Regions from separate parts of the Homo sapiens genome. Here region 2 is linked to region 1. Evidence: read pairs that join two places in POLR2A ChIA-PET (ENCODE). Cell type or tissue: Panc1. All regions are shown on one strand.

Region 1 (5,000 bases):
GGCTAGCTGACTCTTGCTGGGACCTGTTGCCTGCGCAGCCCTTGCCAAGCCAGTTCCAGTACCCCGCCAACTGCATCTTGATGCTGCTCTGGGTGGGCTCATTGAAGAGTGAGCACTGGGCTGTTTCATCTAAGCTCCACAGCACTCCAGGGGATGGGATGAGCTAAGCATCAGACGGGGGAGGCCAAGAAGCTGGAGCTGCTCTAGGGAACCAGAGCCACAACGGAGGGCCCCTTCAGTGGCCAGAGTCCCTTCTCTGCTGGGTCTCTAGGGCCTTGCACCCCCCTGGACAGCCTTCCCCTCATCTCTTCTTCCCCCCTTCCAGACTGGACAAGAAGGTTCCAAAGCCATGGGGGAGGGTCACTTTGATCTTCTCCCTTTGTGAAGCATGGTATTGCACAGCCCCCAGCCTTTTCTCATCACTGCAGCCCACCTCCCCATGACACCACACGTGGAAAGACAGTGACTGTGAGTGTGTACGCATGGGAGCAGAAGGGGAGGACAAACGGAGGTGGCCAGTGAGTCAGGAGGCGGGGGGGGGGCTAGGGCTTCCCCAGGGGTCAGGACCTGTCACCAACCAAACCCCATGGGCCTATTCAGCAGCCCCAACTTGGCTGGTCTGGCCGAGGCCACACATTCCCTGGGGACTGAGCTCCAAGGTGCTGGGTCCCTGAGCAGGAAGCGGCCAGTGTTGAGTGGGCAGTGTCTCACTCCAGCCCCTCCTTCCCAGGCCAGTTCTTCTCATCTCCCTCAGTCTTTCCCAAGCAGGCCCTCATCTACAGGGCAGACCTGACTGGCTAGCCAATGTCTCCTGACGTGGGGAGCTTGGCCTGGACTGACTGGGTGGCTTGGGAGGTAAGTCAAGAGAGCAAACAGAGCATGGGCGTCTGGGGTTCACATGGCTCTGACCCTGAGGGCCGGCTACCTGAGTGGCAGCAGCTCTGGGTATCTATGCTAATGCACGAAGGCTTGGGTGGTAGCTCCGGCTGCAGGCAAGCTGCAGTGCCGTCTCATGCTCTTATTTAAGCAAATATGTGTGTGGAATATCATTTAAGCCCAAGGCATAATGGCTACCCTTGGATGATGCCCACGTGCTAGGCACTGACTTTTTTTTTTTTTTTTTTTTTGAGATGGAGTCTCACTGTGTCACCCAGGCTGGAGTGCAGTGGTGTGATCTCAGCTCACTGCAACTTCCGCCTCCCGGGTTCAAGTGATTCTCCTGACTCAGCCTCCCGAGTAGCTGGGACTACAGGTGACTGCCACCATGCCCGGCTAATTTTTGTATTTTTAGTAGAGACGGGGTTTCACCACATTGGCCAGGCTGGTCTCAAACTCCTGACCTTGTGATCTGCCCGCCTTGGTCTCCCATTTTTTTTTTTTTTTTTGAGACAGGGTCTCGCTCTGTCACCCGGGCTGGTGTGCAATGGCATGATCTCGGCTTACTGCAACCTCCACCTCTTGGGTTCAAGTGATTCTCATGCCTCAGCCTCCTGAGTAGCTGGGATTACAGGTGCATGCCACCATGCCCGGCTAATTTTTGTATTTTTAGTAAAGATGGGGTTTCACTATGTTGCCCAGGCTGGTCTCGAACTCCTGACCTGAGGTGGCCCACCCACCTTGGCCTCCCAAAGTACTGAGATTACAGGCATGAGCCACCGTGCCTGGCTACTAGGCAGTGACTTAATGAACTTTGAGGCCACCACCCTGATACCAACCCCCCTTCCCTTAGGGCTTGTCACTACCTAATATCACATCTTTTCCTTATGCATCTTGTCATCTGTCTCCTTCCTGAGAACAAATGCTCCAGCTGGACAGGGATTTTTGTTTCTTCCACTTCCTGCTGTCTCCCTGTGACCCAGTAGGGTGTCTGGCATGTAGTAGGTGCTCAATAAACATTTGTGGAGGAACTGAATGAATGAATGAATGAATGAATGATAGTCTCTTCGTCACAGCCCTGTGCAAGGCAGCGGGATCACCTGCATTTTAGGATAAGGAAACTGTGGCACAGGTTGACTGAGATGCTCATTGTCACGATACTCCTGCCAGGGCCAGGAATTGGGTGGGAGTTTGAGTACCCCAAGTCACCCTCCCTGGGAGGTAGAGGGCCTCACGCTGAAACCAACAGCAAGCGCTCCTCAGAGCAAGCACAGCCCATGCTGCTGTGAGTCTGCTCACTCTAAACTTCCTGCCTGCCACCTTTCCAGGGGTGAGGTGAGCATGACAGGCAACAAGCACCTTCATGTTTAAGATGGACCTTTTTTTTATTTTTTTAAGAGATAGGGTCTTGCTCTGTTGTCCAGGCTGATGTGCAGTGGCATAGTTATAGCTCACTGTTGCCTCGACCTCCTGGGCTCGAGTGATCCTCCTGCCTCAGCCTCCTGAGTAGCTGGGACTACAGGCATGTGTCACCATGCCCACTAATATCTATTTTTTGTAGAGATGGGGTTTTGCTATGTTGTCCAGGCTGGTCTTGAACTCATGGGCTCAAGCAATCCTCCCACTTTGGCCTCCCAAAATGCTGGGATTACAGGTGTGAGCCACTGTGCCTGACTTAAAGTGGACTGCTAACGGCTCTATTTTTCTGATTCCTCTTGGGTTGCAGATAGGGATGATGTTGACAGTAGAGCCTGGTGGCGGGAGCACGGAAATGCCACTAGCCATGGGACTCTTGAGCACATTCCTCTACTTCCCTGTGCCTCAGTTCCCTTATAGGTAAAATGGGGCCACTTCTGTTGTGTGCGTGAACCATGGTGAGGACCAAGTGAGTGAGTTTGCATCTGTGGAGAGCTCCAAGTAGTGCCCGGCTCCCAGGGAGCACTCAGCAAGGGTGAGCTCTCAGCATCACCCAGCAGATGACAGCATCTGGCCAGAAACCACAGCAAGTGTCTGCTAGGGAGGGACCACAACCAGAGCCAACACTGGGGGGGGCCCTGCTGGCTGTCTCCTGGGACTCTGCCCTCCCCCACCCTGGTTCTGTCAGGACCCCAGTGTACAACTCCAGCAGTCACAGCCCATGTGGAAGGTGCCCTGCAGCTGCACATGACAGTGGCCCTGCCACCCCTTCCCATGAAGCTATGTGCCCTGGAAGCTGACCCCATTCATGTTGTGAAACTTTGCTTTCAATTACATGTATATGCATGAGTGTACGCATGCGTGTGTGGGAACTGGACCATGATGTTGCAGGTAACAGGTGTTTTTGACTGCAGGTCATGGTTTAAAAAGTTTGAAAAACAATTTCCTCCTCCTTGCCAGTGACTGATTCATAAACAGACATGTAAGAGATTCTGGTCAATAAAGCCTCAAGGAGTGTGTCACTGGAGGCTACTGGGAACATGTTCTCTTGCTTATAAGACAACAATAGGCCTACTTTTCCCCTGCTGGCTGTGACAAGGCAGACAGTGCCCCAGCTGCTGTTGGCCACCATCTGCAACCATGAGGGACCCCAGTCTGTTGATAACATCCATGGAGGAGTGTGGGACCACGAGAATCACAAGAGCAATGGAACCGGAGACCTGACTGTTCTGTGCCTGGAGCCCATGCAGCTCTGAACTTCCACTTACAGAGACTGAGGAGATCCTTCACTACTTGTGCCCTGGGGGAGGGAGCTGCTATTACTTGGAGCCCAAGGCCTCCTAACTGGTATCACCACTGCCAGTGTTCTCTCTACAGAGGTGTGGGATTGTGCTTTCATATGTCTTTTCTAGCTCATCCTGCCATAAAGAGCCGAGCATGCTGGGGAGCAGCAGGAGTGGGAGCAGAGCCACTCTTGGCCCTGGGGTCTGCACTGCCCTCAGCTGACATCTGATGCAAGGCTCTGGGTTTCCTTCTGGGGAGCTCAGTGGGGTCGGACCCCATCTTACCTCACACCCAGCGCCCCAGCCAGGGACTCACCGGCTCTGTGGAGGGATCAAGCTGTCGCGCACGTGCAGGATGCCTACATATGGATAGCGCTCCATGTCCTGCTCCCAGTCCACGTAATGGTCCTGGACCACGTCTGCAGGAGAGAGCACACCATTTAGGGCAAGGACCCTCTGGCTGGCGTCGGCAACCCTTTATTCACCAGGGGGCCACGCACCTATAATCTTCTTCACCATCTCATACATGGCTTGTTCCTCCTCTTCTAACTTTCGCCACCGATATTTTAGGAGAATTAGGAGCCCCCACAAAAAAGCCAAGCCTGTGAGGGAACAAAACACTGTTAATCCCTCACACTTCATTTGGCAGTGGGTCTCACCATGGACAAGATGCTGTGATGGATGCTGTGGGGGATCCACCACATGGGTTTGGGTACCTACTATGTGTCAGGCTCAGGGCCAGCATGCGAGAAACAAAAGATACAGAAATGCAGAGGGACGACAGATTATTAAGTGATCATCTTCCTCCCACCGGCTGTCACCACAGCGGCATCCCCAGCCGTCCAGATCTCGGCTCCTCCCAACCTCATTCTGGGGCTTTCATCTCCTCCCTTGTGAACCAGAACACAGTGTTTCATACATATATACATGCCGGGGCCCTTTGTATTCCGAGATGCTGCTGCCGATAATGATTTCTGTGCCTGATGGCACAGGGGAGGGAGCTGTGTGCACACTGAGGCGGTCTGTGATTTGTAGCTCCAACTATCTCTGGAAAGCCGTGGTTTCTGTGACTTGGCCTTTCGCCTTCAGAGACGCCCTGAGGTCTCTGCTCAAAGGCGGCCCCCGATGTCAGGGGATAAGACTGGTGCCCTCCTTTCAGTGCAGCACCCTGAGTCCTTCTTGCTTTCATCAGGTATCTGTAGCTCTCCAGGAGATGTTTATATTTTTCAGGGAGTAAAAGTAGGCCAAGCCCCTGCTGTGCCTCCTGCTCGAAGCTGGTCCACACTGGGATCCCTGCAGAGCCCAGAAGGGGTGGGGCCCAGCTCCTGCTCAGGCCAGGCTCCCGCTCAGGAAATCTGACAGTCCCCTGCCCTGAATCAAGGACATTTTCTAGTTATCCTCACGGATTCCTGCCACCAATCTCCA
Region 2 (5,000 bases), 1.3 Mb before region 1:
GCAATGAAACTTGTAGTTGGCCGGCAGGAAAATATTCTGAGATGTGGATTCAAAGTTTCTAAGTGTGCACACGTACACACACACACCCCTACCTGCATGCATTTTGTAATTTACAAAGACTAGTCAAGTAAAGAGGGGTAATTTCACACCCCAGGAGGTCTGTATAAAGATAACTCTGGTCTTTAAAGCATCAGGTTTCAGGTAGAGGTGAAGAGAGAATGAATCAAACTCAAACTGCCATCCTCCCAGGTTAAAGATGAGTCCAGTCATCGTGGAGGCCTCTATTAACACAGGACATGCTAGGAAGGCCCATTAACCCACTGCCCTAGCACATTTGTTAACGTCCTAGTGCATTTGTTGATATCAACAGTTCACAGTTTTTATTCTGATAGGGATCTATTCCAGCAGACCAGCTTCTGTGACCTCTCAGGATGAGAAAAAGTAACACAAGAAAAGCTTCTTATGTAGTGAATTGAGAAGGAAATACCTAGATCAATATTCCCTCAGCACCTCTGGTAGGAAGTCCTTAGTAGGAGAAAAACACCATGAAGACCCTTAGTGCAGAAGGAAAAGGGGGTAGGGGGTGGTGGAAGGGAAGCTAAAAGAAGGGGCTGGAGGTTCTCAGAATTCAAACCACACAAACAAATGAAGTATTGAGGTCCCAGACTTGATCTGGGCCCAGTGTGAAAGCCCTAACTTATTTCTCCAGAAGAATATGTCCTCTGGTTTTAGACTTGGCACTGTGGGGAGAACCAGAGTGATCTATGGTGGATATACACACAAACATAGACACACATATTTGCATTTAGTAATTTTTGTAAAATTTCCATTTGCTTCTCTGATCCTGTCTGTATCTTTGGGAATAGATGTAAGAATATTACATCTCTCAGGCTTGCTCTGCCCCAGGTTTCTGAACATGGAATACATTTCTCCAGTGAAACTCAGTATTATGAGATTTGGGAGGTGGAAGTTAGGCCACAGCCATCTCAGGGACAGGTTTCACAGACATGAGTTTTGGCAGCAGCCTTGTGTTCTAAAGACATTTACTCCTAGGGGCTCTAGAGGATCTGCAACATCAGCAGAGGCTTCCTGTGGGTTCCTGATCTTTTAAAATTAGGGGTCTGCAGTGACTTGTGCTCCTCCAGACCCCCTAACAGTTTTAAGGGCTAATTCCCTGTAATATATTCAGTTCTGCTTAGACTGATTACAGGGATTCCTATTTCTTGACTGAATTCTCATGGCTATAGTGTCTCGTCACCATTTGACATCACCAAGAAGTCCTCATTCAGGTGCCTTTGGAAATTCCCTCAAACACACAGGAAATTAGAGTTTGAAAGAAAACGGAGAACCATGAGCACTGTCCAAATAGGAACTTCTCTCCTATCACAGAGAAAGGGAACTGAAAGTCATTTCTCAAGTGTCCCAAATTTAGTAATCTCACAAGAAGAACCAATCAGTGTTCTAGGACTAAACAGTGTCATAAGTTGCTGAGCAACAACTTGGATTGAAGATGCTATTATAATATATGAAATGTCTTTGAATTTACCATGTTTTTCTCAAGCACCATTTAAGAACAAGGCATTATGGCAGCCAGCAAAGGGCAGACATAGAAAATTATACATGGTTTTGCCTCTAAAAGAGGAGATGACAAGCTTAAATCATAGGATCAGACTCTTAGCACAGACTGATACCATAGGCTCTCATCTGGCCCATTCTCCTGACTCTTTAACTTTCAGGAAAGGTATTCCTGAAAAATTGCAGGAGAGACCATGCTGTAGGTCTCTTTCTAGCGATCTAGGAGTTAATGCCACAGTGTGTTCAAAGCCCTTTGATGCGATCAGATAATCAGTAATGTATGGAATATTTGTGTTCATAACTTGTGAGAACGGCTGCATGGCAGGACAAGACCCCAGCACAACAGTATGGAAAATCCACCCTAAGCAGACATGTCATGACTGATGTTGAACAATGGACTCACCAGCCAGGCACGGTGGCTCATGCCTGTAATCCCAGCACTTTGGGAGGCAGAAGCAGGCAGATCACGAGGTCAGGAGATCAAAACCATCCTGGTTAACATGGTGCAACCCCGTCTCTACTGAAAATACAAAAAAAAAAAAAAAAAAAAAAAAAAAAAAATTGGCCGGGCATGGTGGCGGGCGCCTGTAGTCCTAGCTACTCGGGAGGCTGAGGCAGGAGAATGGCGTGAACCCAGGAGGCAGAGCTTTCAGTGAGCCGAGATCGTGCCACTGCACTCCAGCCTGGGCGACAGAGCAAGACTTCCGTCTCGAAAACAAAACAACAACAAAAAAAAACAATGGATTCACCATCCGATGGGCTCCCTCACTGCCAGGTCACTCTTCATGGAAGTATTTGTATTCCAGTCCTTTCTGTGGAAAGAAATTAACATTCTCCTTTTCATAACACTGTATCTTCAGAAACAAGAGAGTCGAAGTCTCCTAATTTTCAGGACTGTCTATGTTGAACATCAAAATATATTCTTTAGAGCAGATCTTTAATAATCATATGACAAAAGAAAAACTTTCATAATCTTATGACATGAGGGAAGGAATATTAAAGCCGTTCTGTGGGTTATTATCTCTAACGTTCCCAATAGAATAGGCTTTGCCAGCTGGGTGTGGTGGCTCATGCCTGTAATCCCAGCACTTTGCGAGGCCAAGGCGGGCAAATCACGAGGTCAGGAGTCTGAGACCAGCCTGACCAACATGGTGAAACCCCGTCTCTACTAAAAATACAAAAATTATCCGGGCATGGTGGTGGGCGCCTGTAATCCCAGCTACTCAGGAGGCTGAGGCAGGAGAATCGCTTGAACCCGGGAGGCGGAGATTACAATGAGCTGAGATCACGCCACCAACTCCAGCTTGGGCGACAGAGCAAGACTCCGTCTAAAAAAAAAAAAAAAAAAAAAAAGAATAGGCTTTGCCCACTATACTCTCTCATATTCATTGACCTGAATCCTCAAATGAGGTGTGTCCATTAGTCAACTCCAATCTCTTGTCATATATAAGATGGTAGAGATGAGAAGAAGGTAGCTCCTTTACAGCCCACTATTTCCACTAACTACTACCTGTGTTTCAAGATACAGCCTTTCATCCTTCTCCAGTGTTGAGAGTGTTGAACCTCAGAGTTTCTCCTCTCATTTTCTCTAAATGAGATACAATGCCAGCCATCCCAAGCTCTTGGCCTGAGTTGATCATCTTGAAGTCTAGGACTCCAAGAAGCATGAAAGAGCTTCTTTAGTGAAGCTATGTCCTCAGTACTGCCAAAATTCAGACAATCTCCATGGCCTGACAATTTACCTTCTATTTGGGTAATTTATTGTCCCTTACGCAAACTCTCCAACTGTCATTGCACAGACATATGATCTGTATTTAGCTCTCACTTTAGGTGTTTCCATTGATTCTATTCTCACTAATGTGCTTCAGGTATATCCCTGTCTAGAAGTCAGATTGGGGTTAAAGAGTCTGTCCGTGATTGACTAACAGTCTTAAATACTTGATTTGTTGTTGTTGTTGTCCTGTTTGTTTAAGAACTTTACTTCTTTATCCAATGAACGGAGTATCTTGTGTCCTGGACCCTTTGCAAGAACCCTTCCCCTAGCAACAGATGCGTCATCTCAAAATATTTTTCTGATTGGCCAAAGAGTAATTGATTTGCATTTTAATGGTCAGACTCTATTACACCCCACATTCTCTTTTCTTTTATTCTTGTCTGTTCTGCCTCACTCCCGAGCTCTACTGACTCCCAACAGAGCGCCCAAGAAGAAAATGGCCATAAGTGGAGTCCCTGTGCTAGGATTTTTCATCATAGCTGTGCTGATGAGCGCTCAGGAATCATGGGCTATCAAAGGTAGGTGCTGAGGGAATGAAATCTGGGACGATAGACTACGAAGCATTGGAGAAAAGACCTATGGACATTTGGAAGATAATGTGTGGAGTGAAAGAATAGTGTGACAGGTATTATGTGGTCTCGACAGAAAGTATAACAAATTGTGGTTTGGTGGAGTTCTTCCCTCACCACAAACTGAAGTAAGTCAAATTTGGTTTAGAGGGTCAAAACTGAGTTGTGTATTGATGAATAGCAAGGTCCTGCTACAAGCCAAACTGGGGGTGGGGGTGGGGGTGGGGGAGGAAGAATATTTTCTGGCAAGCATTAACAAGTTATATTTCTGGGCTTTAATTATTCTTTCTGGAAAATTAGTAAAATTAAAAACTAAAAACCACACATAGTTTTGCTAGAATTAAATGAAAAAAAAAAAGTTATTAGCCCTGTTCTTATCTGAATACATGATACAGTAGTTATTTTTTGGAGTGTAAATCCTGTCGGTATATATTGAGCACATATATTGTGTTGAAGATTACTAGAAGGAAAAGTCATCAAAAAGCAACAATTTACCCCAGGAAAAGGGGAGGGAAGGCATGCTGATATGAGTTGCCTCATGGGACAGTGATAGCCATTCCCTGCCTTCCCATCTCCATGGTACAGCAGATCTTATATCATGTTAACTTAGTAATATTTCCAAGAGAGTAGAAAAATAAGTAAGGAAATGGGGAATCTGATATTATTCTCTCTCATCTCCAGAGCAACATTGGTGCTGTTGTAAAGATGTACTGTAGAAAAGTATTCTTCACCCAGCGTGACCCCCACAGAAGGTGTCAGGTAGACTTGAAATAAGCAAAGTAATAACCCAGCTCCCATACCCATAGTGGCAATTGTAGATTTCTATTGCCCCAAAAGAGCCATACATAGGGATACTTACCTAGAAAGACAGAGGATCTTCCCTTGGTTTGTGAAGAGGCAGCTAGTATATTTGTGTGTGTTTGCATAGATGCAAACGGTAAATAAATTCCTAGGTTTATCAATACACAGTCAAACATTAAAATCTCTCATCTTGGCTGGGCACGGTGGCTCACGCCTGTAATCCCAGCACTTTGGGAGGCCGAGGCGGGCGGATCATGAGGTCAAGAGATCGAGACCGTCCT

Evidence for each region. ChIA-PET counts read pairs that join two places held together with the same protein. Peaks named below come from ENCODE experiments on the same cell type or tissue, not always from the same donor. Only the 100,000 strongest peaks of a DNase experiment are listed, where the experiment ranks them.
Region 2: POLR2A ChIA-PET joins it to region 1 with 11 read pairs; 2 of 35 experiments call an interaction of 5 or more read pairs at or near these places.

The regions. Positions count from the first base shown.
Region 1 is chr6:33,773,063-33,778,062 of GRCh38, forward strand. LEMD2 (LEM domain nuclear envelope protein 2) reads right to left here. Exons shown (of 9, transcript NM_181336.4): 7 at 4,076-4,177; 8 at 3,892-3,994. Among named protein-coding and RNA genes, the nearest start is that of LEMD2, 14 kb to the right of the region's middle. RefSeq lists an enhancer at 1-481. In Panc1, no CTCF peak of the experiment used is centred here; no DNase peak of the experiment used is centred here.
Region 2 is chr6:32,436,166-32,441,165 of GRCh38, forward strand. It overlaps HLA-DRA (major histocompatibility complex, class II, DR alpha), which reads left to right and starts at 3,722. Exons shown (of 5, transcript NM_019111.5): 1 at 3,722-3,867. The coding sequence starts at 3,786. In Panc1, no CTCF peak of the experiment used is centred here; no DNase peak of the experiment used is centred here; H3K27me3 peaks cover 1,383 bases.